3 separate regions of the Homo sapiens genome follow, and all the other regions are linked to region 1. The links are chromatin loops, found by intact Hi-C in ENCODE. Cell type or tissue: heart right ventricle. All regions are shown on one strand. Each heading gives the region's core, and the rest is flanking DNA. Links, peaks and the distances in the headings are about the cores only.

The links. Hi-C counts contacts between places; a loop is a spot of excess contacts. Peaks named below come from ENCODE experiments on the same cell type or tissue, not always from the same donor. Only the 100,000 strongest peaks of a DNase experiment are listed, where the experiment ranks them.
Region 2: it touches region 1 in a loop (4-fold over the local background); 3 of 110 quality-filtered maps call a loop at or near these places.
Region 3: a loop joins it to region 1, with 6 times the contacts of the local background. A loop is called at or near these places in 11 of 110 quality-filtered maps.

Annotation. Positions count from the first base shown.
Region 1 is chr20:8,537,577-8,548,865 of GRCh38, reverse strand. The region is part of intron 3 of PLCB1 (phospholipase C beta 1); the gene reads right to left. Among named protein-coding and RNA genes, the nearest start is that of RNU105B, 290 kb to the left of the region's middle. In heart right ventricle, for the core only: no CTCF peak of the experiment used is centred there; a DNase peak (open chromatin) is centred at 6,638; H3K27ac peaks cover 2,466 bases.
Region 2 is chr20:8,599,931-8,611,219 of GRCh38, reverse strand. The region is part of intron 3 of PLCB1 (phospholipase C beta 1); the gene reads right to left. Among named protein-coding and RNA genes, the nearest start is that of RNU105B, 230 kb to the left of the region's middle. In heart right ventricle, for the core only: no CTCF peak of the experiment used is centred there; no DNase peak of the experiment used is centred there; H3K4me3 peaks cover 425 bases; H3K27ac peaks cover 1,998 bases.
Region 3 is chr20:8,653,115-8,664,403 of GRCh38, reverse strand. PLCB1 (phospholipase C beta 1) reads right to left here. Exons shown (of 32, transcript NM_015192.4): 8 at 7,120-7,220; 9 at 5,700-5,866. LOC105372521 (a long non-coding RNA gene) reads left to right here and starts at 7,647. Exons shown (of 3, transcript XR_007067520.1): 1 at 7,647-7,960. In heart right ventricle, for the core only: no CTCF peak of the experiment used is centred there; no DNase peak of the experiment used is centred there; H3K27ac peaks cover 2,875 bases.

The DNA of each region.
Region 1 (11,289 bases), core at 3,567-8,566:
CAACATTCAGAGCTCAGTAAAGCACTTTAACTTATTCTACTAATATTTATTGAAAGCTCACCTGTGTCAGACACAAAGTTAGGCTTGAGAACATGGAACATAAAATTAAGTAATACCAAATACAACCACTGTTCTCACGGAGCTTACAGCCTAGAGTTAAGACTGTAGATATGAATAAATATAAGATTATAAGTAGAAATAAGTGATCTGAAATACAGAGATTTGGTTCTATTGAATATATACATATAGAGATAGACAGATAGATGAATAGATGGATAGATAATAGACAAAAACATAGATAGTAGATAATAGAAGAAAAAGAAAGAAGAAAAGAAAGAGAGAGAGGGAGGGAGGGAGGAAGTAAGAAAGGAAGGAAGGATAGAAAGATAGATGATGGAAAGAAAGAACAAATTAATGAAAACAGGATGAAAGAAGAAAAGGAAGGAAAGAAAGAAGGGGAGGGAGGGGAAGGGAAGGGAAGGGAGGAAGGAAGGAAAGAAGGAGAGAGACAAAAGAAAGAAAGAAACAAAGAGAAAGAAAAAATGATGGAAGGAAGGAAGACGAAAGAAAAACAAAGAAAGAAAGAAAAAATGAAAGAAGGAAGGAAGGGTGAAAAAGAGGAAGAGGGGAGGGAGGGAAGGAAGGAAGGAAGGAAGGAAAGAAAATGGGAAGAAAGAAAGCTAATGGTGAGAAAGGAAAAAAAGAGAAAGAGAGAAAGAAAGAAGGAGAGAATGGAAAAAAAGAAAAGGAAGGAAGAAGGGAAGGGAGGAAGAAAGGGAGGAAGGGAGGGAGGAAGGTAGGAAGGGAGGTCCCTGGACCAGGAGTGTGTGGGTGGTGAGGAAGGCTTCTCTGAGGAACTAGCACTTGAGATATGAAGGTGGAGGAAAAGTATAACTAAGGGAAGAGATGGGAGAAGAGAAGCATTCTCAGTAGAGGGGATCTCTTCCTCCCAGAGAAGAGGAGACTTAGAACAAATGGTCTGTAGAAGTGAGTGGGGCTAGAGCATGTAGAGCCTTCAAGGTCCTGCATAAGGATTTTGATATTTATACTAAAAGCAATGAAAGTGATTGCAGGTTTTTAAACCTAGGACTCACTTGATATACTAGTTAATCTGGAAACATTGCTCTCAATGTAGGTGGAGAAAACACTGGAGAGGAGCATGAATGAAGGATGGAGAGAACAGTGAGGAGGCCACTGTGGAATGTCAAGGTGGACTGACAAGTGGGGTAGTTGAGAAAGAGAAAAATGGATGGATCCAAAAATACAACAGGACAGAATGAATCCAGAAGTACTATTTCAGAACATAGAACGGGTTAGATATGGGCAATGAGGAAGAGGGAGGTAAAAAGGATACTGTCTAAGTTCCTTGCTTGCATAACTGGGTGGGTGGTGGTGACGTTATTTAGACTAAGGAGGTGATGCTTTTGTAATGCATTTGACATATGTCCCCACGCAGGACTAGTTTCCTGAGTCTCAGCTTGAGGTATTATGAGGAATAACTATCTGATCCAAATCTGTGGTGGACAATTAGATCATTCCTTTGATAATATCCATATCTGAAAATGCCATAATTGTTTATTTAAAAAAACAGTAGTCCCAAAGTCTGCCGTAGGGCTTCAGTGAACATTAGAGCGAGCCGTAAGATGACAGACTGAACACAGAAAACAAATTGCTTGATGCTTAGTAGCCTGAAGAAACAATGAGCTGGCTTTATTACAAGTTTGGGGAAATGAGAAAGTTTTGTGAAGTGATAGTCTGCCACTCTGGGTTCTTCAGAGAAGAATTCCTGTTATTATTCTAGAAATGTAAGCATTTGTTTTTATCAGTGGGCCATTTCACCAGTAACTGTTAACTAATGCCAAGCCTTGATTTCCAATTAAGAGGCGCAATTATAAATCTTCAGATACATGTAGCAAAATTATGCTCTCCAGAAACAGCAGAGCAGAGATAAGGCAAAGTCATTGCCAGAAGATAATATTTAGAAAAGCACAGATGAATTCAAAAGAACTCATTTATTATGATATTAAAAAAAACTCTTTTTGGAAAACAGAAATGTGATTTTTTTTTTTTTGTCAAGAGGGTTTATGATACTAGTCATTTCCTACAGACACACAGCTTGAAGAAAAACATCCAGAACACAACATTGGTAATGGTGTTTACTATAATATCATCAACTGATCATTTCAGCCACAGATCTGAGGTTTATCAGCTCTGTGCTGAATATACTTATTTTTGCAGCAAGGTCTGTTTATAGTGTGATTGTGCTTTAGAAACACAGGTTGCATTACATTACCTCCCCCCTAGAGCTTAAGTGTATGGTCTCAGTTTCCATAAAGAATCAGAGTGGCATTCTTGGTAGTATAAGAAAAATCTAAATCATGATGTTCTCTTAAAATACAGCTTAGGAACCAACTTATGAATGTATCATATATTAGAAAAATACCAGTGAAATATTCATCAGAGGGATTCATTGGTATCAATTAGAAATGATCACTGGACCAGGAAATCACAAATTTCAGTTTCTTTCTTTTTTTTTTTTTTTTTTTTTTTTTGAGATAGAGTCTTGTTCTTGTCATCCAGGCTGGAGTCAGTGGCGCGATCTCAGCTCACTGCAACCTCCGCCTCCTGGGTTCAAGCAATTCTCCTGCCTCAGCTTCCCAAATAACTGGGACTACAGGATACGCCACCATGCCCAGCTAATTTTTGTATTTTTATTAGAGACGGGGTTTCACCATATTGGCCAGGCTGGTCTCAAACTCCTGACCTCGTGATCCGTCCGCCTCGGCCTCCCAAAGTGCTGGGATTACAGGCATGAGCCACCGCGCCCAGCCAAGAATTTCAGTTTCTTATGTTCAACAATCTGCTAGATTTTTGCAATGATGGCATACAAAGAACACAATATTTATGTTTCTTCTCCAATGGTGATTCTGCCACCTTAAGCAAGTTACTTCTCTTTAGCCTTAATCCCTCTATGTAAAACTGGTATGATCTTACTCTTCTCACAAGCCTGTTTTGATTATTAAATAGAATAACATATGGTAAATGTGTGCCGTATAGAAGAAATAATAATGTTAGCTGTTCCACTAGCACCACTAAGTCAGCATGTCTTAAAAATACATCCACTATCTTTCACCCATGCACTCTTTCAGGGCTTTTTACTTTGGCTGGGAATTTGAGAGTCATCCTTGGTACTTTCTTCTTTCTCACCTCCCACATCCAGATGGTTTTAAGGTCCAGCCAATTTTTTGATACAATGTTATTTATATTCATTCATATCTGTCCAAACCTATAATCTACTACACTAGTTGAAATCCTCATTTTCTCTCCCCTAAATCATTGCATTTAGTTTTTAATTGGCCTTCCTACCACTGGTCTGTCCCAACATTAGTGCATACTCAACAGAGCTGCCAAAGTCCTCTTCCGCTGACACACTTTGAGTCATACGACGCTTCTGCTCAGAAACCTCCAGTGGTTTTCCATTTCCAGCCTAGAAAGGCTAGCATGGAAAACCTTCCATGGTCCTGTCTTCAATTAACCTTCTTTAGCCTCCTCTTCCATATCACACTAGTGCCCCAAACATAAGCTGTCTCCCAGCCAAACAGGCCACCACATCATTCCAGAAATGCCTTGTATTTTCCTGATTCTATGACATGACTTAATCTATTCTTAATGCTCACTTCAAACACCACTTTTCTCAGGAAGGTTTCCGAGAGACAAGTGTTTATTTTTCCCCCTATCTAACTCCATTGCGTTAATTTTTGTCTTATAGTTTCCACATATGGCTTTGCATTCAAGTTACTTTTAGACACATCTTATCCATTCTTCTAGACTGTCATCTCCTTGACAATAAAGACTGTGTTTTATTCATCTTTGTGTATCCTTCCATGCTTCACTCAGTAGCAGATGCTCAAAAAAATGTTACTGGATACAAGAATGTAAAAGTAGATATCAAATCTGTGACTTTCAATTTTGTTACAGATACCCTCTCTTTACAAATCAGACATTTCTGTATTTCACTATTTTGTGTTTTATTGAGAAGAATGGCTCTACCTAAGGAATATATCAGACATGTGGGTGCTGGTCCCATTTGGGGGAAAACTTCAGCATATGTAATAGACACAGTTTCACATGCACATCAGGAAAACTTGCACATGCCCTGAAGTTAAGGCAGTGTCAGAAACATCTAATAATTGGTGTCCTTTCCAACTTCTTGGCGTCACTGATGTGAATGCATCTTGGAAAAGGCCATTTTAGCAGTCCTTACACATACGCAGTGCCTTCTCATTTTCAAAGCACTTTTCCAGCATTCACATTGCACTTGACCCCCACATAGCAATGTGGAAACAGGTGCTCTGATTGCCACTTGAAAGAGAAGAAAATTGTATTCCCAAGAACAATACATGACTTGTCCAAGGTCACAAAGTTAGGCAGTAGTAGAAGTGAGGCAAAAATAGAATCTATCTCATAAATCCTGACCTAGTGTGCTTTTGCATTTCGGTATCACTTTGAATTCTCCACTGTTATTCTGCATATTCTCAAGTGTTCTGGACTCCTGAAATGATCTTTTGCAGTGCAAAATCTTGCACATGCTCACATACCCACTATTCTTCTGGCTTAGAGAGAAATTTGGTTTCAACTGATACTCTTTGCAACAGCTGTTCTCTCATCTGCCTTTTTTTTAAATTTTCAACTTTTACTTTAGAACCCGAGGTACATCTGCAGGTTTGTTACAGAGGTATACTGCGTGATGCTGAGGTTTGGGGTGTGATTGAACCTGTCACCCAGGTTGTGAGCATAGTACCCACATAAGGAGGTGATCCTGCTTATTTCTTTTACACAATTTAAGTTATATCCTGGTTATGATGTTGTATATTAGTCCATTCTCACACTGCTATGAAGAATACCCAAGACTGAGTAATTTATAAAGGAAAGAGGTTTAATTGACTCACATTTCTGTATGGCTGGGGAGGCCTCAGGAAACTTACAATCATGGTGGAAGGTCCCTCTTCACAGTGCAGCAGGAGCGAGAATGAGAATGAGCCCCCTTATTAAAACCATCAGATCTTGTGAGAAGTCACTCACTATCACGAGAACAGCATGGGGGAACTGCCCCCATAATCTAATCACCACCCCCAAGGTCCCTCCCATGACACACAGGGATTACGGGAGCTACAATTCAAGATGATTTGGGTGACGGCACAGCCAAACCGTATCAGATGTGTCCAACAGGTTTTTTTTTTTTTTTGGAACTCTTTGGAAGTAGTTTACAAATAACGAAATGCATTCATTCTAAGTGCACCAATAGATGAGTTTTGACAAATATATACATGAGTGTAATTCCATTACCATCAAGGTACAGAATATTTCTATTACCCTTAAAAGTTTCTTGTGCCCTTTTGTGGCCTATCCCCTGTTGCCAGGCCGCCACTGATCTGTTTTCTACCTCTCTAACATTTAAGGCTGTGCTACATAGAATTTATACTTAGTCACATTACACCATGCCTTGTCTCAAAATCCTCTCCAGTTTTGCCACCCCACTCAGAGCAAAAGCCCACGTCCTTCAAATAACCCACAGAGCCCTGGGCATTTGACCTCCACATATCTCTCTTACATAATCTCCCATTAAGCTCCCCAAACTCTTCCTATTTTCCTTATTTTACTTATTTTTTTATCTATTTCTTCTCAACTTGAAAATGCATATGAAACTCCAGGAGGATGTTGTTTAAAGGATATTCTGATCCAATAGATCTGGGGTGGGGCCTGAGATTCTGCATTTCCGATAAACTGCTAATACGGAGGTATTTTGATTACCAAGGTGCTAGAGCATTTATCACCAACATAAGGGCAGAGGTTTGATCTGTTCTGTTTACCACTGTATTCTCCATGCCTTGATATGGCCTGCCACATAATATTAATAGCTGTGCAATACATAGTCTGTGGCCAAATGAATACATGAGTGAATGACTTTTAAATATAAGGAAACAAAGCTGGCTTCCTAGAGAATTTTTGTTTTCACTGGCTGACTTTGCAGCCACAACAGAGGCAATTCAATTAACGTCCCTCGGCTTCAGTTTCCTTCCCTGATCTGAACGAAGGACACTGAGCACCACCTCTAAGGTCCTTTCTGGCTTGAAATATATTCTTATATGAAGTGTGTGAGAAACAATAATTCCCTAGAGTCTGAAAAATAATTTTCCCAACCAAATCAGAAGGAAAAGCAATTTTGCAAATGTCACTGAAACTTTTCCATTCTTTTCTTAAGTGCTGTTCTTTTTCTCCCCCGCTCTCAACATTTCTAGTCAAGAGCTTTTCCAACATGTGATTTCAGAACAATTATGTGCTAAGTATTATTAAAAGGAAAGAAAGATCCCAGGCCATATTCACAGCCAAGAAGCACCTTAAAAATTCAACATAATATCCCGTGTGTCACTTGACAAGACTGGGCAGCTAATGTGGAGGATGTAGGGGCAACAAACTTATTGTTTAAAATGGTCAAAAATGACTGTCAGTTTCATTAGCCTATTGCCAATCTTCCAGCTGACCTCTGCTTTTATGTTTCCTTTATTAGTGTTCAGGAAGTTCTACCCTTTCTGCTTAGACAAAGGCCGCAGGAATGCCCGAGGCACTAGTAGATTGCAGCAGAGCACGGTTCACACGTAGGAAAGAACCGGTCGTGGAAATCGGTTCACGGACCACTTCAGGGACCACTCACTTCTGGGATGTTTACCTGGCCATTTAGACAAAGCATAGCCTTGTGGTGAGAAAGAAAGATATCATCTGAGGCTATTATATGAATTAAATGAATGAACATCTGAATTCATGTAGCATCTTAGAACCCTGCACAAACATGTTTTCAGTCTATTCAAAATTCTGCCTCCGACTGGGAGGAAAATTACTAACAGCTGGGTAATGAAGTCATATCTGTGTTCTGCAGCTAGCTGAAACCACCTTGTTCCTCTTTATCTGATCCAAATTGTACTACCACTTCAAAATGCAAAAGGGAGGGAAGTTTGAAAGAAAACTTGGATCTCAGAATTCTTGGTAGCTTCCAGATTTGAGACATTGCTTGCAGGTCAGTATTGATTCAAAACTTCTTGATAATTAAACCATTAAGTGAAGCATGGAACTAGTTATGTATTTTATCCAGGTAATGCTCAATAAATAAATACAAATTATTCAAAAGAAAAGTAAGTTATACATCTGATGAACTCTCATACATTAGTCAACCATGCCCACATTTCATTACTATCTTCCTTCCTTTCTTTCTTTCTTTCTTTCTTTCTTTCTTTCTTTCTTTCTTTCTCTTTCTTCCTTTCATTATCTGGGTTTCTTGGTCAATTATTCAATCATCACAGTCATTCAGTGCACTGTTTGTGAGATTTGGAGAACCAATGCAGTGCCAGACACAGAGAACTTCCATGTGCCCAGAAGGAGAATGGAGCTGAGCAAATCCTGGAGATTGACAACTCCTCTTTGCAAGTTATCTCGAAGTATTTTTTTCTACTATGTTACTCATCTGCTCCAAGGCTTTCAAAGGCTCTCTTCTGCCTGTGGAAGAAAGCCTAAACATCTTGGAATAGCATTCAAAGCCTTCCTTAATATTTGGAGAGCATTAGTGGCACACCAGCAGTTACAAAGCTACTATATGTTGAAACCCAAATACCAACCCAGGTGGGGTTGGATCTGAAGCCTAAATTCCTAATTTCTACTCATACAGCTCTTAAGCAGTCTATGCTTCACCTAGAAATGCTTAACATAGGTAAGATCCCCACTGTTTAAAATGGAAGGAACAGTGGAAAACAATTATGGTGTCTGTCCCTTCTCAACGTTAACGGAGGCTTCTGTATGCCTTTACTTTCTGGGTGTTTGTGCACATGCCACTGAGAGCCAGGCGGTTACAATAATAATAATGATATGCCTCATTGCATAGCAGTGGAAAAATTAGTAAAAAAAATAAATAAATACAGGGCATCAGGGCTCTAAATCACTGGCTTAGAATAGCCCTGGTAGAAGGTTGTATTTTCAGGAGTCAAGAAATAAGTCCTAACTTCAATAGATCAATTGTAGGTCTAACAATGTTGCCTTTATTTGCTGTCTGTCAACAACTGTGGAGAAGGTGGAAATAACTCTAATCATCAGTTATATCTGACATAACCTTAATCCTGTCTCTCATCAATGGGGGTCTGTGATGAGAGGTGTGCTCCAGTGGTTTGGAAACATTTTAAAGGAAAACTTAGACATGTGGAGTAATTTGAAAGATGGGAGGGAGGGAGTTGTCTGGCTGCTCTAAGTGAATTGGCAGGAAGGTTTGTGTGAAAGGTCCCATTCAGGCTGACAGGCACAAGGGGCAGACTTTCTGAGATATAATGTGCTTCTGATTGCTGGCTGACAAGGTATTTTCTTTTCTGTCTTCTAAAATATGCAAGATGTACCCATGTTGTGATTTACAACTGGGTTGGGTTTCAGCCACCTGTGAACCTTTGCAAGCTGCGTAGTGAGCTGCCAATGAGAGGAAAGATGTTCTGATAGACGCTTCACCACGTCAGAAAAGTAAAAAAAAGAGAAGTCCCACCCTGCTTTCTAGATGAGATGGTTATTGAGAAAGCAAGAGAATATCAAGTAATAGCTCATTCATCAGGCACCAAAACTAAATGAGAACTTCAATATAAATAAATTTTCCAGATAAATGAAAAAAAAGTGATGCAAACTTTCTTTTTTCTTTAGTATAGTATAATGTGTAGCATTTAACATCTTGAAAAATTGATATCATTCTTGTTAGCCTCACTGACTGTGTTGTCCTATGTTGAAAAGACACTGAATCATTTATTTTGATATCAATTATTAATTGATTACTTCTTTTGTCCAGCCTCTGGGCTAATGCTGGAGGTCAAATGGGGAATAAGACTGACAACCTCCAACCACATGAGGGTTGCTAAGACATAGAAAGCCATATGCTTAAATCCCAGTCACCTAAGCTGTTTATGTTCTCACTTCTGTTTATTTCCACCAGTGTGTTTTATTAATGTTACTTATTTAAATAACAAAAAAACAAAGAACAACAAATGGAAGAGAGAAAGGAAGGAAGGAAGGAAGGAAAGAAGGAAGGAAAGAGGACAGAAAAAAGAGAAAGAAGAAAGGAAGGGAAAGGAAAAGAAAGGAAGGAAGGAAGGAAAAAGAAAAAGAAAGAAAGAAAGAAAGAAAGAAAGAAAGAAAGAAAGAAAGAAAGAAAGAAAGAAAGAAAGAAAGAAAATAAAGAAAAGAGGCAAGTATCTACCCTGTTCCAAGCATAATATTAGGCACTGGGGGATAAAACAGTATAACAGTAAAGTCAGGTGAATATTTCCCGACCTCAAAGGGAGACGTTTTAACTTGTTAATCATCTTTAATTCTATGTTCCCAGAATCATGATTACACATAGAATCATTGCTAAATATATGTCCATTGGGTGACTGATCTGTCCTTGAATGAATGAATATGTTCAGGTTGGGAAAATATATTGTACAAGTTTGTTTGAAGTGTGTCAAAACCAGAGACAAATGGTTTTAAATTATTTTCCCCAGAGCATTTTTTTACTTGAGAGTCTTCAAGATACTAGGTCTTAGCATTCATATAACTGGTTCCATTTGTCATATAGAGTAAGTAACTGAAGAAATTGTTCTGTATTAATCCTAAGTTCCATTTATTCTACAGCTATGACAAACTGAAAATGAGAATTAAGGGCACGATGAAAATATTTGATTACTTTTTTAAGGAGAGGGGTAGTTAAGGAGTTAGCTGTAGGCCAGGCACAGTGGCTCATGCCTGTAACCCCAGCACTTTGAGAGTCTGAGGCGGGTGGATCCTGAGGTCAGGAGTTCAGGACCAGCCTGAGACAGTGAAACCCTGTCTCTACTGAAAATACAAAAATTAGCTGGCGTGGTGGCAGGCGCCTGTAATCCCAGCTACTCAGAAGGCTGAGGCAGGAGAACCACTTGAACCCGGGAGGCAGAGGTTGCAGTGAGCAGAGATGGCACCATTGCACTCCAGCCTGGGTGACACAGTGGGACTCCATCTCAAAAAAAAAAAAAAAAGTTAGCTGTAAAAATAAAATGGGGAATAGAAAGTTTAAGATAGTTTTTATTTATTGTCTCATTTTCTGGTCACAGAATTGGTGCATTGTACTTTGATATCAATAAATAGGGTTGTTTAATATGTCTGACATAAAAGAGTACCTTATCAGCTGGGCACAGTGGCTCATACCTGTAATCCCAACACTTTAGTAGCCCAAGGCAGGAGGATCACTTAAGCCCAGGAGCTCAAGACAAGGGTGGGCAACATAGGGAGACTCCATTTCTACAAAACATTTTTTAAAAATTAGCCAGGTGTGGCATAACCTGTGGTCCTAGCTACTAGAAAAGCTTTTGAGGTGGGAGGATCATTTGAGCCCAGGAGCTTGAGCCTGCAGTGAGCCATGGTTGCAACACTGCACTCCAGCCTGGGCAACAGAGCAAGACCATGTTTCCCAGAAAAGAGTACCATATAAGGGGAATGTGCTACAAAGAAAGCAAAATAATGCTTAGGGTTAGTTAATTTGTGGCCTACTGACATGCTTCTAATAAGTGAATTTTTTACATAATGTCCTTTTTTGTTGATATTTGCAAATATCTCTTTATTTCATAAGATATGTGAATATTTCAATTGTCTTGACTATTTGCTGATTAATCACAAGCAAGATTAACTGAATGTACAGAATATTAATCCCCTAGAGCAAATAACAGCCCTGGTCATTTATTCTTACATTTGGAAACAGAATAAGAATTTTGTTATTCATCAAAGAGGGACTCTAGTCAACATTTCTGATTGACTAATTTGTTGATGATTCAGGTGGCCTCTAGTGAGTTCCGTTTCATTTACTTCCTTAGTTGTTCTATCAAGCAGTCTATGATGATGCAAAGGTAGTCTTTTTAGCTCGGGACACTTTTCTTCAGTTGAAAGTAGCTTGTATCTTTTCTCAAAAAATTCCAATTAAAATATTAGTTATTGTTTATTTTAAAATGCATAAAACACTATACTACTAAACATTTCCAAATTTCCTCTGGGTGTCACTGCTCTATTCTGATAGATTTCCGTAGAAAATTATTATATTGGAGAATTTTAGGAGGCTCCATTTTAGAGCATTCTAACTGGCAAAGTGCTACTTAAAAGCTTTTACACTCTATAGCTGATTGTCAGAAATATTCATTTTGTGTTCATGGTGTTACACATGGTGTTACAGTAGGTAGCTAGTCAGGCATGAGCGGGGCAGGAAAG
Region 2 (11,289 bases), core at 3,291-8,290, 63 kb before region 1:
TTTTTTCCTTAAAATAGAATTTTACATTCACAAAGAGCTTGGCACATATATAGGTGTCAACCTCTATCCCACTTCATCATTTCATCCTTACCTTCTATAAATAAAAAGTAAAATAAATAAAAGTAAAATTTTAAGTATAAATTTCCTTACTAATATAAATCCTAGGTTGATTTTCCTAGAAAACCTGAAAAGAGATACATTTCTTAGATATTTATAGTTTACCATTTATTTAAGATTTTTCTTTAAATTAGCAAATTTCATACATTAAAATATGTTTATTTAAAATAAAACTTCTCATCATTATCATAATGAGCTTGGACCCTTACCTCACACTATATGCAAAAATCAACTTGAAATTTATCATAGACCTAAATGTAAGAGCTAAAACTCTAAAGATCTTAGAAGAAAACCTAGGTATAAGTCATTGAGATCTTGGGTTAGGCAATGGTTTCTTACATAACCAAGAGGACAAGTAACAAAATAAAATATAGATAAATTGAACTTTATAAAAAACAAAAACTTCGTGCTACAAAGGACACTATCAAGAAGGTAAAAAGACAACAAAGAGAATGGGAGAAAATATTTATGAATTCTATCTGAAAGGAATTTATCAAATAAACTGCTGGTGGGAAGGTAAAATGTCATAGCCAATTTGGAAAACAGTTTGCAACTCCTTAAGATGTTAAACACAGCCATCATATGACCCAGCAATTACATTCTTAGGTATATACCTACGAGAAATGAAAACATGTCCACACAAAAGCTTATACCTGAAAGTTCATAGCAGCATTTTTCATAATAGCCAAAAAATAAAAACAATCCAAATGTCTATCAACTGATGAATGGAAAATCAAATATGGTATATACATGCAATTGAGTAATATTTGACAATTAACAGCAATGAAGTACTGTTATATGCTACAACATGGATTAACCTTGAAAACATTATGCTAAGTGAAAGAAGCCAGTCACTACATACCAGGTATTAGGTTGGTGCAAAAGTGATTGCAGTTTTGGCCATTACTTTCACAAGCAAAAACATCAATTACTTTTGCACCAACATAATTTTATATGATTCCATTTATATGAAATTTCTAGAATAGTTAAACACATAGAGACAGAAAGGTAAATGGTTACCAGGGTCTGGGAAGAGGAAGGAGGGAAGAATGCTTATTAATGGGTAGGGGGTTTCTTTTTGGAGTGATGAAAACATTCCAAAATTATATACTGATGCTCATTTTACATCTATGAATATACTAAATATACTAAAAACCACTGAATTGTTTACATTAGAAGGGTTAATTTATTGGTGTGCAAATACAGATATTCACCCTAAAGTACCTGTGCACCCTTTGTGATGTGTATACCATGCTTTCAAAAAAGTTGCTTCAGAACACATGTATGAAGCTGGCCATGGTGGCTGACACCTGTAGGTGGCTGACCACCTACATAGTGGGCCGAGGCAGGAGGATTGCTTGAGCCCAGGAGATTGAGATTTCAGTGAACTATGATCGCACCACTGCACTTAAGCCTGGTTGACACAGCACGACTCCCATCTCTTAAAAAAAGAACCATGTGTAAATCATGGAATTCAGTGTGTTTGAAGAAAACTTCAAAATATTTTTACTCTTGACAGATGCTCAAGTTTTCTTGGCCTAATAATAGGTGGTAAATTGAAGAGAAAAAAGATGGTTAAAATAGCAGAGACTGACTAGATAGATGCGTTGGAGCCAGCAGTCATAACATGCACAGCTTTTGAAGGACACATTTAGCTTGGCATAAAGACTTTTAATTCTTAACTCTCTTAAACTGTACCTCACTATTCTTGCCTCATCCAAGTGCTGGAGCATTTTCAAACTTTTAATCTCCTCATTCTGATGCTCTAAGTCACAAATATTAATGTTTGAACCATGTCTTGTATTTTTGGGAAATGTATAGTTATGACATAAGTCAATCTATTAGGTTGATGTAAAAGTAATTGCAGCTTCTGCCATTGAAAGTAATGACAAAAACCGCAATTACTTTTGCACCAACCTAATAAAATCTGTAGCCTCATTTCCAATAGCTAAGACTATTTTTGCTCTGTTGACATGCCTACTGCATATATGAAAAGTTGGAGGAAATTAACACTTTCAAATCAATAAAGTTTTTCTTATTTTGGCAGGGAATAAGAGAAGGGCATTTAACTTCCCCTTAGCTCCGAAAGCCCTAGGGATGCTAGGGCCAGTTTGCTAGGGTATATTGAAAAGATTAAGATGCTTATATTTATACATCTCAATACATTTCAGGAGCTAATAGTGCCAAATTACAGAGGCCATCACTGTTGTGCAATTGATGATTGCTGCAGTCTTCTGATTATGGTAAAATAGTGAATTCATTCAAATTTAAGAAACTATAATTAAAATAAAGCTCTATCTGGAACCCAAATAATTACCTCTAATATTTTTATTTCTTATCCTCATTCCTTCATTTATTTATTCAGAAAATGTTTGAGTTGCTACACTGTGCATGTTGCTATGCCAGCTGACTCATATTTGTGTTTTCACAAAACACATTTATGAAACATTTTATAAAAGTCATTAGTGTCTTATGCAGGAAAATACCCTATAAATCTAAGTATCCTTATCTAAATATCAGGAACTATTTTCTTATTTGAGTTATTTAACAGATGTCACATGATAATGTAAGGCTATCTAATTTGGGTGAGGAATGGGACGTTACATGATAAAGTATGTTTTGAGGCAAAACAAGTTTGCCCTGTGGGTATACCCTTTTCCTTGAAGCCAGAGTTGATTTCCAGCTCATTTTAAAGTCCATTTAGGTCCTTGAGTAAAGAGAGTAATTTTGTTTATCAACCACATGGTAGAGCCCCAAATCTTTACAGAATCCCAAAGCTCATTTTCAAAGAAATTTTAAATTTGCCTGTGATATTAGGTCCTAGACTATGTAAAAATGGAAGCTTTTAAGTTACACATATTATTTAAATTTTGTGCTCTCTCTGGCTATTTTAAACATGTATTTATGGTTTTATTTTTTAAAGAAATAACATGCATGCATTAAAGAGCACAGAATGCATTAATTTTAAGTACACAACTTGATGATCTCTACATTTTACACATCCTGTAATCACACCCAAGTACATAGAGATAGAGCACACACTCCCAGCTCCCTGTATATTCTAGTCATTAAAAAAATTGTTGGACGAGTAAAAATTGTATATATATATGGTGTACAACATGATGTCTTGATACATGTATTCACTGTGGAATGGCTAAATCAAGCTATTTAACATAAGCATTACCTCATATCAGTTTGGGGGATCATTTTTATATCTAACTTTTAAAAATTCTAATTCTTAAATTCCTCAGTCTATTCATTTTTAAAATCATTCTGACTATATCCATTCATTCACTCACTCATTCATGCAATACATATTTAATGAAGGCAAAACATGTGTCAGGCACATGTAAATAATGCATATAATGCTTACAGGTAGAAGAGCAATAAACACACAACTGTAATGAACAAGAACATTTCAGAGAAGAAGTCAATGATGAAAATAAAATGGGGTAAGGTAAAATAATGAGTGGATTGGGGTAGGAACATTAGATAAAAGAAAAAGGGGCTACACCAAAGTCTGGAGAAGAGAAGAAAGTTCCAGGAGGTGCTGATACCTTGGGGTGGGAACGGATTGGCTTGCTCCAGGAACACAGAGTCCAGAGAGGCTGGAACATAGCAAGAGAGCGGCACAGTGATCTGTGATGAGGTGGTTGGGGCAAAGGGCAAATTCTAATCCAAGTCACAAGGGCTCTTAGAGGGATGGAGTTTAGATTTCTATTTGAAACACAAAAGAAGTCCATTAGGTTTAATGCAGGGGAGTGAAATGATTTAATTTATATTTTTGGAAGATCACTTTGTCTGCCAATGTGCAAAACTGGAGGCAGGAAGCCAATTAAGATGCTATTTCAACTGAGTCTATTTCATGGAGGTTGGACTAATGTGAGGTCTATGGAGATGGAGAGAAGTGGATGCGTTGGATGTAATTTGGATATGGAGGCAACAGGCCTGGCTGAGGAATGGGATGTGGGACTGTGGTAAATGGTGCTAAGGGAAAGAAAGAAATTCAGGAGAATTCCCTGGTTTTGGCATTATAAATGGGGGGTACTGTGTTGTTATTTATCAAGCCCGATATTAGGGAAAGCTATGGATTTAGAATTGGGAACCATCTCCTGCCTAAACTGTTAGAGCAACTCCCTTATTGGTGTCTACTTTTAGGCATGCTCCCCAACAATTCATTCTAGAATTGTAGCAATTACCAAAACTGATCCAAAAGAAAGGGAAATTTTTAACAACAGATCAAAAATTAAGAAAGACCTTGAAATACTTTTCCAAGTGTTGTTTTAAAGAAATGTTTAGGGCTCATAAAGGTTTGAGAGAAATTCTGTCAATCTATCACAACAAGGATAAATTCTACATTTAGTAATAAAATAAACAGATGCAGAACTTTTTAATTTTATGAAGCCATCAAGTCCCTCATTCAAAGCCTGACAGAATTGATGTAAGCACAGACAACATAGGCCATCTCACTTACAAATATAATTGTAAATATCCTAAAAAAGACACTAGCATATTGAGTTGGGTAGATAGGGCACTAATAATAATTGTAATCATACTAGTGGTAGCATTAGGGCACTAATAATAATTGTAATCATACTAGTGGTTGTCATATAATATTGATGAAGTTTATTCCGTGTCAGGCACCTTGTGGATTTTTTTTTATCAGTTTTTTGAGGGAGATGCTGTTACTGGCTTTCTTCTTTTAGAGGAGGAAATGAAGGCACAGAGAGGTTAAATAACTTGCTCTGTTTATGCTCCTGGTTGGATAATCTTATTTTGCAAATCCATGGAGAAAGTACTGTGTTATTTAATAAATGATAAAAACATGTTTTAACTGTTTGGAAAAATTGACTTAGGTCTTTTTACTATCTCACAGATCACATTGATGTTCAAATAAAGCGTTAAATGTAAACAACAAAACCATGATGATGAAACTATAGGAAAATTTGTACATAATATTGGAATAGGAAGGCAACACTATGAAAGAGAACACTGAACATAAAATGTTTACAATAGCAAAGTCATGGAATCAAGCCAAGTGCCCATCAATGGATAACTGAATAAAGAAAATGTACTATATGTGCACTGTGGAATACTACACAGCCATGAAAAGAATGAAATCATGTCTTGTGCAGTAAAATGGATGAAATGGATGAAGCTGGAGGCCATTATCCTAAAAGAAATAACTCAGAAACAGAAAATCATATACCACATGTTCTCACTTACAAGCGAGAGCTAAACCATGGGTACACATGGACAGAAAGATGACAATAATAGACACTGGGGACTCCTCATGTGGGGAGGATGAGAGGAGAGTGAACGTTGAAAAATTACCTATTGGATATGATATTCACTTTTTGGGTGGTGGGTACACTAGAAGCCTAAACCTCAGCATTATGAAACTTGTCCATGTAACAAATCTGCACATATACCCTGAATCTATTTTTTAAAAAAGAATGAGAGCTTTTTTCTTTAAAAAAAAAAAAAAAAAAGAAAACACCAAACATAAAATACATGTTAAAATCAAAATTAACAAAAATACAATAAACTGGAAGAACAATTTGACAAAGAGGTTGATGTTTCTAGTATAAAAAGAGATACCACAAATAAATATATTTGACAAGTAATCAGCAAAAGCACAAAATATAGGGGTAAGGTTGTTATATTTTAAAGAAAAATGAAGTATTAAGTGTGTTCAATTAAGGGGAATTCAAAATTAATCAAGTGAACTACGTCTATAAGTGGAAATACTATATGGCCTTCAAATGATATTGATATTGTAGAAGAATATTTCTCGTTAAGAAAAAAAATCTGATATGGTAAGGGAAAATAGGTTTTAAAATGGAATATGCTGTTTGTTATTAACTGTACTCTATATATGTGTGATATGTGTTCACACATACATATATACTCTCACAAGATACAACAGATTTTACTTCTCAGTTCTGAGAGTAAGGGAAATTGTTTTTTTAATGTATTTTACGATATTTTCCAGTATTCTATATAGTAATGTATTATGTCTATAATAGATGTGTGTGTGTGGGATTACAGGGTTATACAGTAAAATAAAATGTTACTTCAAGCCTTAATTGATTTATGTTTTTTACATTTAGTGAAACTTCATAGGATTAGGGTTTTTTAAAAAATAAATTTACTTAAAAAAATCCCCAGTGATATTTATAACAAATATATTCAGTAGCTAACAAACCCTCTACCCAGAAAGGACAACACCCAAGACCTTTGTGTTGCACAATTCCAGGAGGCATCCTCAGATCATATTATAAAATAAAATATTCTATATTACATTTCAAAAGAAATAAAATTCTATTCATACAATGCAATGTGAATAGACCTCTTGAATTGCCCAACATGAGGGTGGAGGTACTATAAGATATTGCCTGAAATTTAATTTTAAAAGCCTGGTTTTTACTCTTCCTGCCTCTTTTATAGTCTTCACCCTAGCAATGACAGACAACCAAATAATGCTTTCCCTTGTTTTGCTTGTAGTTGAAAACTGTTGTTTGGCTGATCAAGAAATTCTAATGAGAAACTTTCCATGAAAAGCACTCAAATCACAGCTTTACAGATACTCTGTTTTATATGTTTACTTGGGAAACCTTAGTAATTGTATAATTAGAATGCATCATATCATATGTGTAAAAAAAGAATTAGGATGTACTCAAAATAAGAATGATTAAGAATTGGAAATTGTTTAATTTGCAGATTTCTTTAGACTGGCATATCTAAAACACTTGAGTTTCATTTATATTACATATTTTTAAAAACAAGGTGAAATTTACATAACATAAAATATCAAAGTAACCTTTTTTTTTTTTTTTTTTTTTTTTTTGAGACAGGGCCTCACTCTGTTACTCAGGCTGGAGTGCAGTGGTATGATCTTGGCTCACTGCAACCTCCACTTCCCGGGTTCAGGGGATTCTCATGCCTCAGCCACCCAAGTAGCTAGGATTACAGGCACATGCCACCATACCTAGCTAATTTTTGTGTTTTCAATAGAGACAGAGTTTCGCCATGTTGGCCAGGTTGATCTCAAACTCCTGGCCTCATGTGATACACCTACCTCAGCCTTCCAAAGTGCTGGGATCACAGGCGTGAGCCACCACACCCGGCCAATAGTACTCATTGTTAAAGTGAAGAATCCAGTGGCATTTAGTACATTCACAAGGTTGTGCAACCACCACCTCTATCTAGTTCCAAAATATTATTAACACCCCAAAATAAAATTCTGTACCCATTAAGCAGTTGAAATCACCCACTTTGACCTGTCCAACACAAAGGATCATAAAATTGAAAGCTGTTAATGTTAAGTGGTAGAATTATTGGTTAGTGTCAAGTTGAAACACACATTTACAAAAGTGGTTCTCAAACTTAGGTGTGCATCAGAATTACCTGGAGGATTTGTTAAAACACACATTGCTAGGTCCAACCCCAGAGGTGCTGATTCGGTGAGGCAAGGCCTGAGACTCTGCATTTCTAACAAGTTCCCAAGGGATGCTGATGTTGCTGGTCTAGGGACTGAGAGAAACACTGATCTGTGAATTTAGACACAGTTGAATGGACAAGCATGGCCCCTGTGTTGAAGGCTCCCTCCTCTTTGTAGAGAGAGCAGTGGCCCATTTGGAGCCAGCTGGTGATGCTAAAACCCACACGCTGGGATTACCAGAAAGGTCGTTTGAATTTTATCTAGGAGTCCCACTTTAGGCAAAGTGCAAATGTTAACCCGATTTTGGATGGGAGCCACTTTGACAACCTTAAACATTGAACTTAGCCATAGATTTAGAGGGATGTATATAAAAGAGGGTTACTTGATTCCCGAGATGTATTTTTAGTTATAGGTGCCATTCAGAGAGAGTTAAAGTCAATGAGAAAAAAGAAAAGAAAATCTTGTATTTCTCTTCTGGCACATTTCTTTAAATAACAAGTATGCTAATTTTGAGAGAAAGTAGAATTTATTTTTGCTAGAGCATTTGTCCTGTTTGTCATACACCGTAGACCTTTCATTTTCTGTGTTTCGGTGTCCTTCATATAATGCAAATCATCCTGCTGTACAAACCATGTGATACTTTAACAATGAGTTATATATATCTGGGGCTTTACAAAAGTAAGCAATGCTAAGGACAAAAAAACTAGACAGACAAAATGCTGGGCTTCTACCAGAGGAGCTTCAACTGAACCACACCTCTGAACACCAGCTCTCCTTCAAACATCCATTTAGGAAAATTTTATTGCTTGGTAAGAACAGGAACTTTCTCAACTAACATATTCACTTTTAACTATGCTTTCAGTTTCTCTTTCATAAGCCACAGAAATTAAAATCCCTTTAAATAGAAAGGCCTATGTATTTGACATCACTGTAATTAAAGCAGTTAAACTTGCAGCACACAGGTTTTCTAAATCATCAAGAACAATAGCTCAAGAAGAGAACAATTAAGCAAAATTTTGAACACTTTTAAGCACTCACTCTGCTTGCCCTTTAAATGACAGAGGCTTTTCTGTTAATATTCTTTGACCTGAATGCATTCCTCAATTAGGATTCTGAAGAATTTGATTGGGTTTCAGCTAGAATCTGTAACCTCTGGTTAATCATCGTGTATTACACAGCTTGTGGATAAAATATATTTGGACAGGGATAGATAAGTCTATTCATGTTAATTCACCATTGACATTCAGGGCTTAATTCAATTTTCAGAAGTGATGATATCCCTGGCATTTCAGCAAGCCTATTTTAATTAATATCTCTACACCTCTTTAAATACCATTTTGTATTTTATACACCTGCTTTAAATTAAGGCAGTTTAAGGTCTGTTATAAAAGCCTCTATTCTAGGAATACCAAGAGTCAACCTTGCTTTTGATTAAAAAAAAAACTTGGTGTTGGTGTCATATACTCTTCTTTATTTAGAATATCCATCATTATGGGTATTGGAAAATTATACTTTGTCTCATAGGTTCAGCTTTTCAAACTAGTCTCATGAGAGAACTTTAATTCTTATCTGAGGCTAGAGAAGATGCTGCCCAATGGAAAATACATTAAGTGACATTGGAGGACCATCAGATATCCTAAAATGTGGAAGCCATCAAGACCTAAGAGATAAAAGGGTGATGATGGTGAAGGTGTTGGTGCTGCAAGGGAGGGAAAGAGGAAGGGATTGATAGAGCTGTAGAAGAAAACAGCCGCAACACTTCCAGAACAAGCCTGGTCTCAAAACAAGGGGAGATCATACCAGTTAACACTAGCAGGTTTAGACAAATTTTCCATTGCAAACTTGGCTCTCTATCAATGTCTGGTAGCTTTCTAGCAAACATTAATCCATCTGCTTTACTCAAGTGCAAAGAAAACTTGCTCAGAGGTGTTCTAGTTTAGGAATGAATAACCTGGGTGAGTCCTGGCTTTGCACATCACAGCCATGCTAGTGGGGGCAGTCACTCAACTCTTCCACTTCCTCATCTACACAAGGGCTCAGTCAGTGATCAGTACAAATTAGCACATAGAAAGTGCTCAAGAAATGTTAGCTTTTAACATTTCTGTTATTACCATTATTATTTTTAAACCCATAATATACATTTTCACAATGGGTATCACAAGTCAGGGAAATAAATTAAAAACCAACTCACACGTTCTCACTTATAAGTGGGAGCTAAATAATGAGAACACATAGACACATAGAGGGAAACAACACACACTGGGACCTATCAGAGGGTGCAGGGTGGGAGGAGAAAGAGGATCAAGAAAAATAACTAATGGGTACTAGGCTTAATACCTCGGAGATGAAATCATCTGTATTAACAAACCCCCATGACACAAGTTTACCTATGTAACAAACCTGCGCATATACCCCTGAACTTAAAATAAATGTTAAAAACACCCTCAATTTTCTCTCTACTTCTTTGGCATGTTTAGGTTATTTTTAGCCTCTTAACAGTCTTCTTTTGCTCCTTATATTTTGTATAGACAGGGGGAGGAGCCAAGATGGCCGAATAGGAACAGCTCCGGTCTACAGCTCCCAGCGTGAGCGACGCAGAAGACGGGTGATTTCTGCATTTCCATCTGAGGTACCGGGTTCATCTCACTAGGGAGTGCCAGACAGTGGGCGCAGGTCAGTGGGTGCGCGCACCGTGCGCGAGCTGAAGCAGGGCGAGGCATTGCCTCACTTGGGAAGCGCAAGGGGTCAGGGAGTTCCCTTTCTGAGTCAAAGAAAGGGGTGACAGACGGCACCTGGAAAATCGGGTCACTCCCACCCGAATACTGCGCTTTTCCAACGGGCTTAAAAAACGGCGCACCAGGAGATTACATCCCTTACCTGGCTCGGAGGGTCCTACGCCCACGGAGTCTCGCTGGTTGCTAGCACAGCAGTCTGAGATCAAACTGCAAGGCGGCAGCGAGGCTGGGGGAGGGGCGCCCGCCATTGCCCAGGCTTGCTTAGGTAAACAAAGCAGCCGGGAAGCGCGAACTGGGTGGAGCCCACCACAGCTCAAGGAGGCCTGCCTGCCTCTGTAGGCTCCACCTCTGGGGGCAGGGCACAGACAAACAAAAAGACAGCAGTAACCTCTGCAGACTTAAATGTCCCTGTCTGAGAGCTTTGAAGAGAGCAGTGGTTCTCCCAGCACGCAGCTGGAGATCTGAGAACGGGCAGACTGCCTCCTCAAGTGGGTCCCTGACCCCTGACCCCCGAGCAGCCTAACTGGGAGGCACCCCCCAGCAGGGGCACACTGACACCTCACACGGCAGGGTATTCCAACTGACCTGTAGCTGAGGGTCCTGTCTGTTAGAAGGAAAACTAACAAACAGAAAGGACATCCACACCAAAAACCCATCTGTACATCACCATCATCAAAGACCAAAAGTAGATAAAACCACAAAGATGGGGAAAAAACAGAACAGAAAAACGGGAAACTCTAAAACGCAGAGCGCCTCTCCTCCTCCAAAGGAACGCAGTTCCTCACCAGCAACGGAACAAAGCTGGATGGAGAATGACTTTGACGAGCTGAGAGAAGAAGGCTTCAGACGATCAAATTACTCTGAGCTACGGGAGGACATTCAAACCAAAGGCAAAGAAGTTGAAAACTTTGAAAAAAATTTAGAAGAATGTATAACTAGAATAACCAATACAGAGAAGTGCTTAAAGGAGCTGATGGAGCTGAAAACCAAGGC
Region 3 (11,289 bases), core at 4,287-9,286, 110 kb before region 1:
AAAAAGCTAAAGCACTTGCTGTATCTGAACTTTGCCTAAAACCAAATTGCTTCGCCATTATAATCTTGAGTTCATTTCAACTATTAAACTATTAACTCAGCGAGTAGTGATCACTAAAAGGGATTATAGAGCTTCATTTTTATGACTTAATTACAACAAAGTGGGGACGCTTTTGTATAGTATACCTTATAAAAATTTAGGAGGAAGAACTGATGATAAAAGGAATGTAGTTTGAAACATCTGCTATTATAATCTGCTACATTAATTCAATTATTTAACAAACACTCATGAACACCTGATCTCCACAGAATAAAAGCATGAAAAAAATTACTGCTTTCTTTTGGTTTGGCAGTTTATTTAAGTAAAATTTGGACTTCATTTATAGATATATCAGTTGAAGTCTGCATTCTGTTACCAAAGGTACCTATAGAGCTATTCTATTTTTCATGCTAATTTTACTCACTGTCTTTCATCTGAAGAGTTTAAGTGATAAAAAATAACTGTTTTGGAGACACTGATCTTGAAAGTACGATATTCATGAACATTTTGTTTGGAAGAGGCAGGGGTCATTGCATATTCCTGTGCCAGGAATATTTAAGTCTACAGTGCAAACAAGATGGAAAGGAAAAAACTTTTGCTGACCAGAGGCCATGGCATTTTTCAATGTGTAATTTTTAAATAGTAAAAATAAACCACACTCCCAGGAGAATAGTATCCTCTGTGACAAGCTTCAAATTCTCTCTTTCTGGAACCCACATACATGACCCATTTGGCCTTAGACTGCACAGAAATCCTCTGATTATTTATAACCAATATACACATCTCCCAAAACAGAAATTCCAGCATGGAGATGTGGCTGACATGCTAATTACAGCAGGTCCTCAGAAGATCAAAGTCTATTGTCTCTTCTGGAGTTTCATTTCATACTTCCATGTGTCACACTTTTAGTCAGCTAAACTATGGTCGGCTTTGGCATTTGGGCTTTTGGTGACACTAAAAATTTTTCATTTAATTTCAAGTCTATCTTTTATGTAAAAATTATGTAAAATGTACATAAAAGCTAAACAGCATATGTCAGGTTTGTATATTATTTATTTGCTTAACACCTACTTTAAGATATGTTTATTGATATCAGAGACTGTGTGTGTGTCTCTGTGTATGTGTATACACACACAACTATATGTTGTGTGTATATCTATGTTGTGTGTATATATATGTTATATATATGTTTATATTCTATTATGTATATTATGTGTGTATCTTATGCTTAGCATTTTATAACAAGTATAGGCTATATGGAAGTGCCTTTCTCAGGTAAATAAGACTCAATTTCCACATCAGCACTGAGATCAACACCAATTTAACTAACACCTGGGCACATCTGAAAACAGTTAAAATGAAAGCAGCAGAAGAATAAATTATAATGTAATACTAAACTTCCCTACTTATTTTCTTATGTGTTTATTGATCCAAATGTATTAACTACTTGACTAAAAGTTTAAAGTTTTAAAGTCTGTAGCTCATCTGTGTTAAAATCAATTCAGCCCAAATGTTATCTCTTCCATGAACTGTCCCCTACAGGAAGAAATCTCATTATCTTCATGCTTAATGCGCCTTCTCTTTACTTCTTAGAGCTTTGCTACTCGGTGTGGGCCTTTGCTAAGCATCTTCTGCCTCACCCAGTAACTTGTTAGAAATGCAGGATCTCGAATCTGCATTTTAACAACGGCTCAGGTGATTCAGGTGCACGTTGGATTTCAAGAAGTAATATTTATATATTATATTAATTATAGATATTAGATTATTAATATATTTAGATATTATGTTAATAATATATATTGTAATTATATGATAAATAATTATATATTACACATAATTATAAAAAATTATATATTATACATAATTATATAATAAAAAATTATATATATATTATACATAATTATATAATAATTATACATAACACATAATTATATAATAAATAATTATATATTATACATAATTATATAATAAATAATTATATATTATACATAATTATATAATAAATAATTACATATTATACATAATTATATAATAAATAATTACATATTATACATAATTATATAATAAATAATTATATACATAATTATATAATAAATACTTATGTATAGAATTATATAATAAATAATTATATATAGAATTATATAATAATTATATATAATATAGAATTATATAATAAATAATTATATATAATATAGAATTAGATAATAAATAATTATATTTAATATAGAATTAGATAATAAATAATATATAATTATATATAATTATATAATTATTTATTATATAACTGTATAATAAATATAATAAATATATAATTATATATAATTATATAATAAATAATTGTATATTATATATAATTATATAATAAATAATTATATAATTATATATAATTATATAATAAATAATTATATAATTATATATATATACACTTTTAAGAGGAGTGCAAATCTCTAGGGGCACAGGGTTTATCTCTGGGTCTGTCACTGTGTGTAGCCTCTTGCCTTTCACTGAAGATTTATTAAATACTGAAGTTATGAATTACTTAACGTAGGTTGGCTTGTAAGTTTGAGTTTGTAAGACTAGAACACCAGAGACTGTGTGCTTCCTCTAGTACTATTTGGCCTGCTTTAAACAGTGTTAATAACAATTTAGGCCATTTACTGAATGACTAGTGTGCGCTGAACTAAACATAAACAGGCACAATCTCCCTTTATCCTAAAACAAGGCAGCTATCATGAGTCCGTTTTTGTGTACATGCCTTAAAGCTGAAGTGACCCTACTAAGGTCTTTGTAATTTGACTTTTAACTCCTCAAGAGTTGAATTTCTTTCATATGGATTCTAGAGAAGAAGGAGCTACAAATACAGCCAGCCAGAACTTCTGAACGGGTGCTGGAGTCCCCTGGGGTGACTGAGGATGCACGTTATACGGTAGCAGGTGGCTGGCCCTTTAGCCATATTCTAGCCGTTGGACTCCAAAGCCTCTGTCCTTCCCACGTGCTAGATAAGGCTTTAGGTAGAGACAGCATTAGCCAAAATTTTTCTGTACAGAGACCACTAGGCAATATTCTTAAGTGATAAGTTGGGGCACAAATGCTTTGGGTCACTGATTAGATCACAACTACAAGTCTACATTAAGGATTTCATCATGAGCAGGTGCATCTTCTAGGTGCTGGGGAAAACAGAAGAAAGTTTAAGGCCCAGAAATCATGGGATCTCCTAGAAAAAATGGACAACGACACCTGAGGAATGAAAACCAACATACTACACTTCAAAACATTGAGAAGAGTTAACACTTATTTATCACATTACACAGGCCCAGATTCTTCTTTCCAAATGCTTTGCAGGTATTATTTAATTCAAATCTATGAAAAGCGTATCAAGAATTCTTCTGTCCTTAATTTTGAAGATGAAATAATTAAGGCATAGAGAAGTTAAGCATAAGGCTATGAAACTAGTGAGGTGGATCTCAGCTTTGAAACTCAAAAGTGGAACCATTATTCTATGTTGCTTCTTTATACTGCTATTAAGGTTGACACAGAGGTTTTGTGATCAATGTCATATTAAGGTATAGAAAAACAGATAAAGTTGCCTTTAAAAATATTTAAATTTTTAAATATTTTGTGTGCCTCTTTCGATTTGAAATTCATAAAATGGCACTAAATAATTTTGCAAATGCTAGGAGACATCATCTTAATTTCCATTAGAATCAAAATCAGTTTTTCTAGGATTATGGGGTTTTACAGTAATCTATCACAATTTTTTCTCTTTGTACCCTCTACATCGTGCAAGTCATCAGAGGATGATGTATGGAGGCATTGGATACCAGCTGAAGCCTGTGCCATCAGCAGTGTGGTGTGAAGGAAGGAGAAAAGGAAAAGGCTTACACTTTGGAGTGCTTCACTGGTTTCAGAAAAGCTTTTTGTTTTCCTAGTGTCGTGGGCTAACTGATTTTTAGAAGTGTTGTTGGATTTGTTATAACAATGTGTTCGTTATTTTTGGAGAAGTTTGGATTTTAGAAGAGAACTCCTAAGCTACATGGGCAAAACCTCCAAGATGTTCCCTGCTTCATGATAAGGGGAAATCTCATCTCTTGTGTACTAGGGAAGGAAGGGCAACCTATTTAAGTAGGTTTGGAGGGGCAGGCCTGGCCATGCCAAGACATACTGTTGGGCTAGTTGTTTCCTTTAACTAATCTCACCTTCACAGCATCAGTGAAAATGATAACAACAACAAAGGCAAAGTTCTTCACCAAGAAAACAAATGAAAACTAAAAAATTGCATCTAAAAATTCCCAACTAGTAGCATGTAGAATATGATTAATAGATTTTTAGATTTTACATTTATACTTCTTCTTCTTCTTTTTTTTTTTTTTTTTGAGACAGAGTCTTCCTCTGTCACCCAGGCTGGAGGGCAGTGGTGTAATCTCGGCTCACTGCAACCTCTGCCTCCTGGGTTAAAGCAATTCTCCTACCTCAGTCTTTTGAGTAGCCGGGACTACAGGCATGCGCCATCATGCCAGACTAATTTTTGTATTTTTAATAGAGACAGGATTTCGCCATGTTGGCCAGGCTGATCTTGAACTCCTGACCTAAAGTGATCCACCCGCCTTGGCCTCCCAAAGTGTTGGGATTACAGACGTGAGCCACAGTGCCTGGGCCCATTTATACTTCATGATTTCATTTTCAATTTAGAGGACCAGTTCCAGATTAAACACAATGGATTAAAAGACTTTTAAATTTACTTTTATGATAATCATTCTTATTGATGACCATAAGCTTGCTAGAGCTATTTCTGTTACTTTAGAAAATGCCTGCATATTAATATATAATTGATTTCTTTTCAATAATTGGTTAATTGTACTTTATTTTCCTCCCTATGGAATATCTAGGCAATCTGCAATAACATCAGTGATAACACACTAATTTTCTTGGTGAAGATATTTCAATCCAGATGAGAGTTAGTCTTCTCAGTGGAAGATCTTGTTCAGGGACAGTGCTGCCACATATAGTTGAAAATTTGCAGTAATTACATCTTCATGATCTTATTTTGGCAATTCATTTTCCCAGAATCAAAAATATAAATTTCTTAAAAACTTCCAGGTAACTTAGAGCTGTCTTTGGGCTATCAATTTTTGGATTGTTTTGTATTTACAACACTAGGCTTTTTTACACAGACAGCCAAATTTTAGACTATTTCCCCAAGTAGAAAAATTTATCAGATAGTATTTATCAGATAGTATATACTGGAAAAAGATAAGGGTCTCACAGACTAAATATTCCCTTCAGTTTTAGAACGTTAGAAAAACTTGTGGGCCACTTCACAGAACTTACTAGAAAAAGACAAAAGGGTAACCTAAAGATAGTGATTTCCTGTATGAAATATGCATTCAGTCACTGCGTGAATTTGAAACAAAATAAAGGATTAGACATTTTAAAAATATGTTACATGCATCTATACATATAACAACAATGACAAAAAAATCACACACCAAAGTTTAAAGAAAAACCTAGTGCACTGAACCACCAAGTGATTTCAGACCGAAAGGAATGCCTTGTAAACAGAGGAAACTAACCTAACGATCACTGGTGTTCCTAACTCCCAGCGTGTGACTACCCCCAATCAGAAACAAGAGCTTCCCTTTGGTGTGAAAGAAAGTACTGACCTTTTCTGGCGAGGCTGTTGTTGGGTTCATACTTCTCAATCAATACTTGGACTTGCTCTTGTTTTAGAGGTGGATAAAGTATTTCATTAAGCCGAGGATCTCGCTGCTTAAGGTTGATAAAATCCATCATCTGATCAACGGTAAGATATGGTTTGCTTTTTGCACCACTAAAAACAATGAAAAACCAAGCAATAAGAATTTTTTAAACTAAGTTTCATTCTAATATTTGCATTTAACTCTAGGGAAATAAAATCTTATACTTGATAAGAAAATGCTATATTGAAACTCCTATCTTGCCCTGAAAACACTGTGCTTCTCCACCATAATTTCTATACCTCTATGGGCTACAAATATCTTGTGCAATTGCTACCGCTAAAACCCAATGCTCTTGCAAAATACCAAATGGGTAAGAAAACCCACAGTGGGAAAACACTGCATCATGTGCATAAGGGTGCACCACTCTAAACCGAACACAGAGGTTTTTTTATTATGACAGTAAATTTTTGATTTAATCATCCAACTCCATATATCTGTAATCATTTAAAGATGTATTTATTGTCATTACTTAAAGTAAACAACCCGTTTGAGTGTTTTTAAAAGTTACAGTTAGGCTTCAACAAGAGAGTATAATTCCTCAACATATTGTTCAAACTTCCCATTTCAATTGTATTGACCATCTAAAGACAAATTCAGTGGTACAAATGTTGCAGATGTTCAGTAAATATATGATGGCAATGAACAGCACAAAGCAAGAATATGCAATGTCATTTTCAGCAGTACTGTTTACCTGTCTTCCATTTGAAGAAATCCTTATTTTGTTTACCACATTTTGTATTGATTTTCTGTCATGTGGATTTCAGTATTTTAAGAAAGGTAAACTGCTACTTTCCCCACATTTGCCTTAGTGCTTTGGTTTCTTTCTTTTTTTTCCTTTTTTCTTCTAATCTTTCAAAAAAAGGTAATGCCTTGATATAAGTTTATAATTTCTAACAGAAAAGCAAATAATTCTTCAGCTGAGAGGGTTCTTAGTAATCCAAACTTCTCATGTCGCTAATGTGGCTCAGAGAGATAAAATAACTGGTTCCCAATCCAGAGTTCTTCCTGCGACATGAGTCTATTTCTGCTAAGCCAAGATGACTCCCTGTTCTACCCATAATCCTTCAACCATACAAAGTTATCTGAGCATACAAAAACAACTACCTCCAGCAATATATCACAGCAAACTTGTACTCATTAAAAGCAGTGGTTGCACCTCAGGGGCAAGATTGTGTGATCCTATCCAAAACATCACACAGGAATATTGCTTTTAGACACAGTGTATGATGTTCTTCCATCTCCAATTACCACTCCAAGTCCTGCTCTAGCCACCTGAGAATCAATGCAAGCTGAAAAAGATATGGCTTAAAATGTGTACTCTTACAATTCTGAAAAGATGTTATCAATTTCAGGTCGAGGGCAAAGGTTGTTGAGGAAAACTCTGTACACTTCTGGAGTGAAATCTTCTTGAGGTATTGAATCATTCTGGGAAATAAAACAACGGAGTCAGCAAATGGTCTTTTTCCTTCCCCAGCTTCCTCCCTCCCTGTTTTTTCTCTGTCTTCTTTTCTCTCCTTTCTTTTCTTCCCCCCTTCCCTCACCTTCTCCCTCTCTCTTTCCTTTCTTTTTCCTTTTCTTCTAGGAGGTCAGGGTAAACATTCATAACACACCTATGAGGTCAACCGTAGCGTTCATTTGGACACTGGCTTTAGGGTGTCAAACCCTTTTTTCTGTGGCTTTTTCAGTTTAATTTAAGTTTAAGAATTGTCTCCTGCTAAAGGGATGTTAATGCAATTTCCTATATACATTTTCTAAAGCAAGTTAGATCTAGGAAAGATAGTCTGTTTGACAGAATTATTTTTAGGTTTTTTTTTTTTTCCTACTTGAATCTTTTTTTTTCTTTTTTTAAGTAATGACCCTAGAGACAGACATAGTCAAAATGAAAACATAAATTCCAATTTTGTGTCAATTATTTTCAAACTATGTTCCCTCTGGTTTAAATAATCTGATAAGTTGTAAAACAGTTTTCATAAGTAGGACAGCACCAGTCATTATTTTTTCACTGACTGCTCCTGGTCCTATTGTTTAGGAAGCAAGTCATTGATATAAAAGGCCACTTCTATGACTTATTTTTCTGTTTGGTTGGGCTGCCATGGAAACCGGAAGCATGTATTCAAGCCTTTGTTAACAGGAAAGACATTTTTCATGCAGTCTTCCTATTTCAGGTATGTGTTAATGTGATTATTTTTATTTTTCAAGCCCTTAAACAAAAGAACACACCCTTCCTTTGACTATTTTCATAGGTTTTGAAATGTACAGTTATACAAATGTCTAAAAATTATTGTCTGAAGTTGTTCACCACTTGCAAACAGATAGGAGAACTTAGCTCACCACTTGGCAGACAGCAGAAGACCCGTATTTGTGGATTGAATGAATGAAGTAATATTTCCTTTGCTAAATCCATTTACAGAGATAGAAAAAATCTATTTTGCAAAACAGAATTTTGAGACAACCGAACAATACATGAATCATTATACATAGATGTGTTGTATCATTATAACTTGGGCTACTTGGGCACAAACTTTGAAATAAGCACAAGCGGTCAAATCCAAGAGCAGTGGGGACTTCTTGTGAATTGTTTTATTAGTATTTTGCCATTCATAAAAAGGGAACAAGTATAACCTGCAAGCAGGTTTCCAAAAGTCCTCTTGATTTATAGAAAGAGAGAAATCTCTTTAGCCGGAGAGTGCTCACTTTTCAGTACCACCCTCTCTCTAAGTGGACACCAGGAGCTCTGTAAATGGTTTTAATAGATGAAAATGACCCTATCTACCATACTCATTGGCTGTTAGACACAAGGAAGAGAAATATTTAAAATCAATTGCAAGAACATGCTCAATGGCACTGCTGGCCAACTCAAGTGCCTCCAGCTTTACTGGATTTTATGAACCCCAAGGGTGTTCTCCTATTTTCCCTACTAAAAAGAGTTCACCTCATTCCCCCTTTCACCAACTTCACTCAACGTACACATAAATTAATTTGATCTAAGGATAGCAATAATTGTCATCCTTCACTTACTGACCTCTCTTTTCCTTCCCGTCTATTTATAACTTCTTTTTCTGGAAAGCCTTGCCTTCCCCTTGAACTGGATTTTGTCTTCCAGTTGTGCACACATCACACCTTGCATGTCTCACATTTCAACACTCAATGTATTGTGCTCCCAGCTATACAATTCTGTCTAGTCTTTGCTAATCTGCAGATGTACACGAGCTAGGATATGTGTCTTGTCTGTTAATGGCTCTATTTCCAGTGTGCCACATACAGTAGGTATAAATAAATATTTACTAAATGAATGGATGTAATTTATTGAGAAGTGTGGAGAAATGGATAGCGAGCACGCATGTGCTGTTATTTCCTTTGAAATATCAAATTTAACTAACATCATTTACGTAAGAGTCCTGACACATAATTTGATAGAACAATATGCTTTACTAAAATCTTAGCATTGTTTATGTACCAGCTATGAATTAGGAGGAGTCAAATTAAAGAGATAATCTGAATAAACACAACATTATTTTCATTGCGAGTTGGATGATAGCATATTGAAGAAAGAAAATATTTCAATACAGCTGATTTTCTTTGTCTCATTTTTCTCTTGCCCAACTTGACTGATGAGGATACCCCAAAGTCTTTGGGGTTAGTAGGTGAAAATGGAAGAAAAAATGTTCCATAAAGAGGAGTTAAAATAAGTAAGCATCATTAAATGCTGAGATGAAAGGCTATAGGGGAGATGTTTAGGTAAAAGCTATGGATAATCCCTAATTCCTTGCATCTTAAACAAGACTGAAATTCACAAAGCTAATTCACAGACTTTCTCTTTCTCAATCTCACAGCTTGGTGAAGTGAATGGCACGGATTCATTTTTCCTGTTTGTCTAGGAGGAAATCCAAGGTCTAATACTCTAAAGATCCTGCCCAATGTTCAAATATTCCTCCGTGAACCCTTCCTGACCACATCAGCTAGACATGACACTACTTTTTCTTTGTGTTCACAGTCTCCCTTTATCTATCTTCATCATTGCATCCATTTCACAGCTTTTCCTTTATTTTTTATATTTCTTATTTTCTACTGAACTATGAGCTTTTGAGTGACATGACAATCTCTTATTTAATTCCTTTGTGTTCCCAGCATGGTGCCTGGTATATAATAGATACCTAATCAGTGTTTGCTGGATGAACCCAGGAGATGATACCAGACCTTGGGTCTTCTGTTTTAATCCAGGACGTGGTCCATCACATCAGGCACCCAATACAAAACGCACTGTCAGTGATGACTTGTTGTTGTTTGGCCTTTTTGAAGGATGACTTAAGAAGGCTAGTATAATCTAAATTAGTAATCTGAATGAGGCCCATTTATTTTAGAAACTGCAAAGTACTGGCAAACTTGAAAAAATGGAAGTGTTTCAATACCATGCTTATATACAAGGAATCTCAAAAGGGAAAAGATTTTAACAATCTTGGTGGTAGTACTGGTGGCATTTGCATTTCTAGATTCCATAGACCTGGTAATGTCATATCCAAATGCCAAATTAAAAATAAAAACAAGATCCCCCCAATATATGCATATGAAAAATACTCAAAATGAGAATAATAATTAGCATTTACAGTATATCAAACATAGTTCTATGAGCTTTACTTGAATATTTTCATGTAATCCCATCAACTCTATGCAGTTGGCATTATTACTGTACTACTTTTATAGATAGGAACACACAAGTGCTAGGAGGTTACAAAACTTGTCTAAGGTCCTGGGTTGAGCAAATGGGTGTGATGAGGTCACAATGACTATATTTTGAATCTGAGTTGCTTAATTCTATACCTTATACTGTAAACCAGTACACTAAATATTCCTATTAGTTTTGGGACGGTGGTCTGCATTTTCTTCGTTATATATTTCTTGATTTAAAAAATAATTATATGAGAAATGGGTACTTAAATTTCGGAAAAAAATCAGAAAAAATGTTATTTTAAAATATATTAATTCACTGAAGCAGACTCTAATGAATAAAGTCCACATATAGACTTGTTTTTCTTGACAAGTTGATGGACAATTTCCCAGTAAATTCAGAAATTCAATATACTGTCAATATTTTTATTCTGAAACTATAAATAAAACATTGAATTAGCCATGGAATACATGAAATAACTACAAGTAAATCACTCATAATGAACGGAATACTTAATTTGGTTTTAAAGTAGAATTTTGATATTAGTCATATTAAGAATCACAACTACAAAAGTGATTGCTTCTGATTTATATTCAGGATGTAAGGCACAGAAGAAAGGCAACATACTAATAAGTTACACACAGAAGTTATTTTATACATTTTATTCATAGTATTTAGTAAAATTTATACAATTCTTCAAATTTAAAATAATTAATTTCTCTTTGTATTACATGTGTGCCCACCAACTACAGTAAACTTTATTATTTGAAACAAATACATGGGTTTATTCCTGATCTTCTTCGTTAAAATGCAACTCCGTATGCCAGT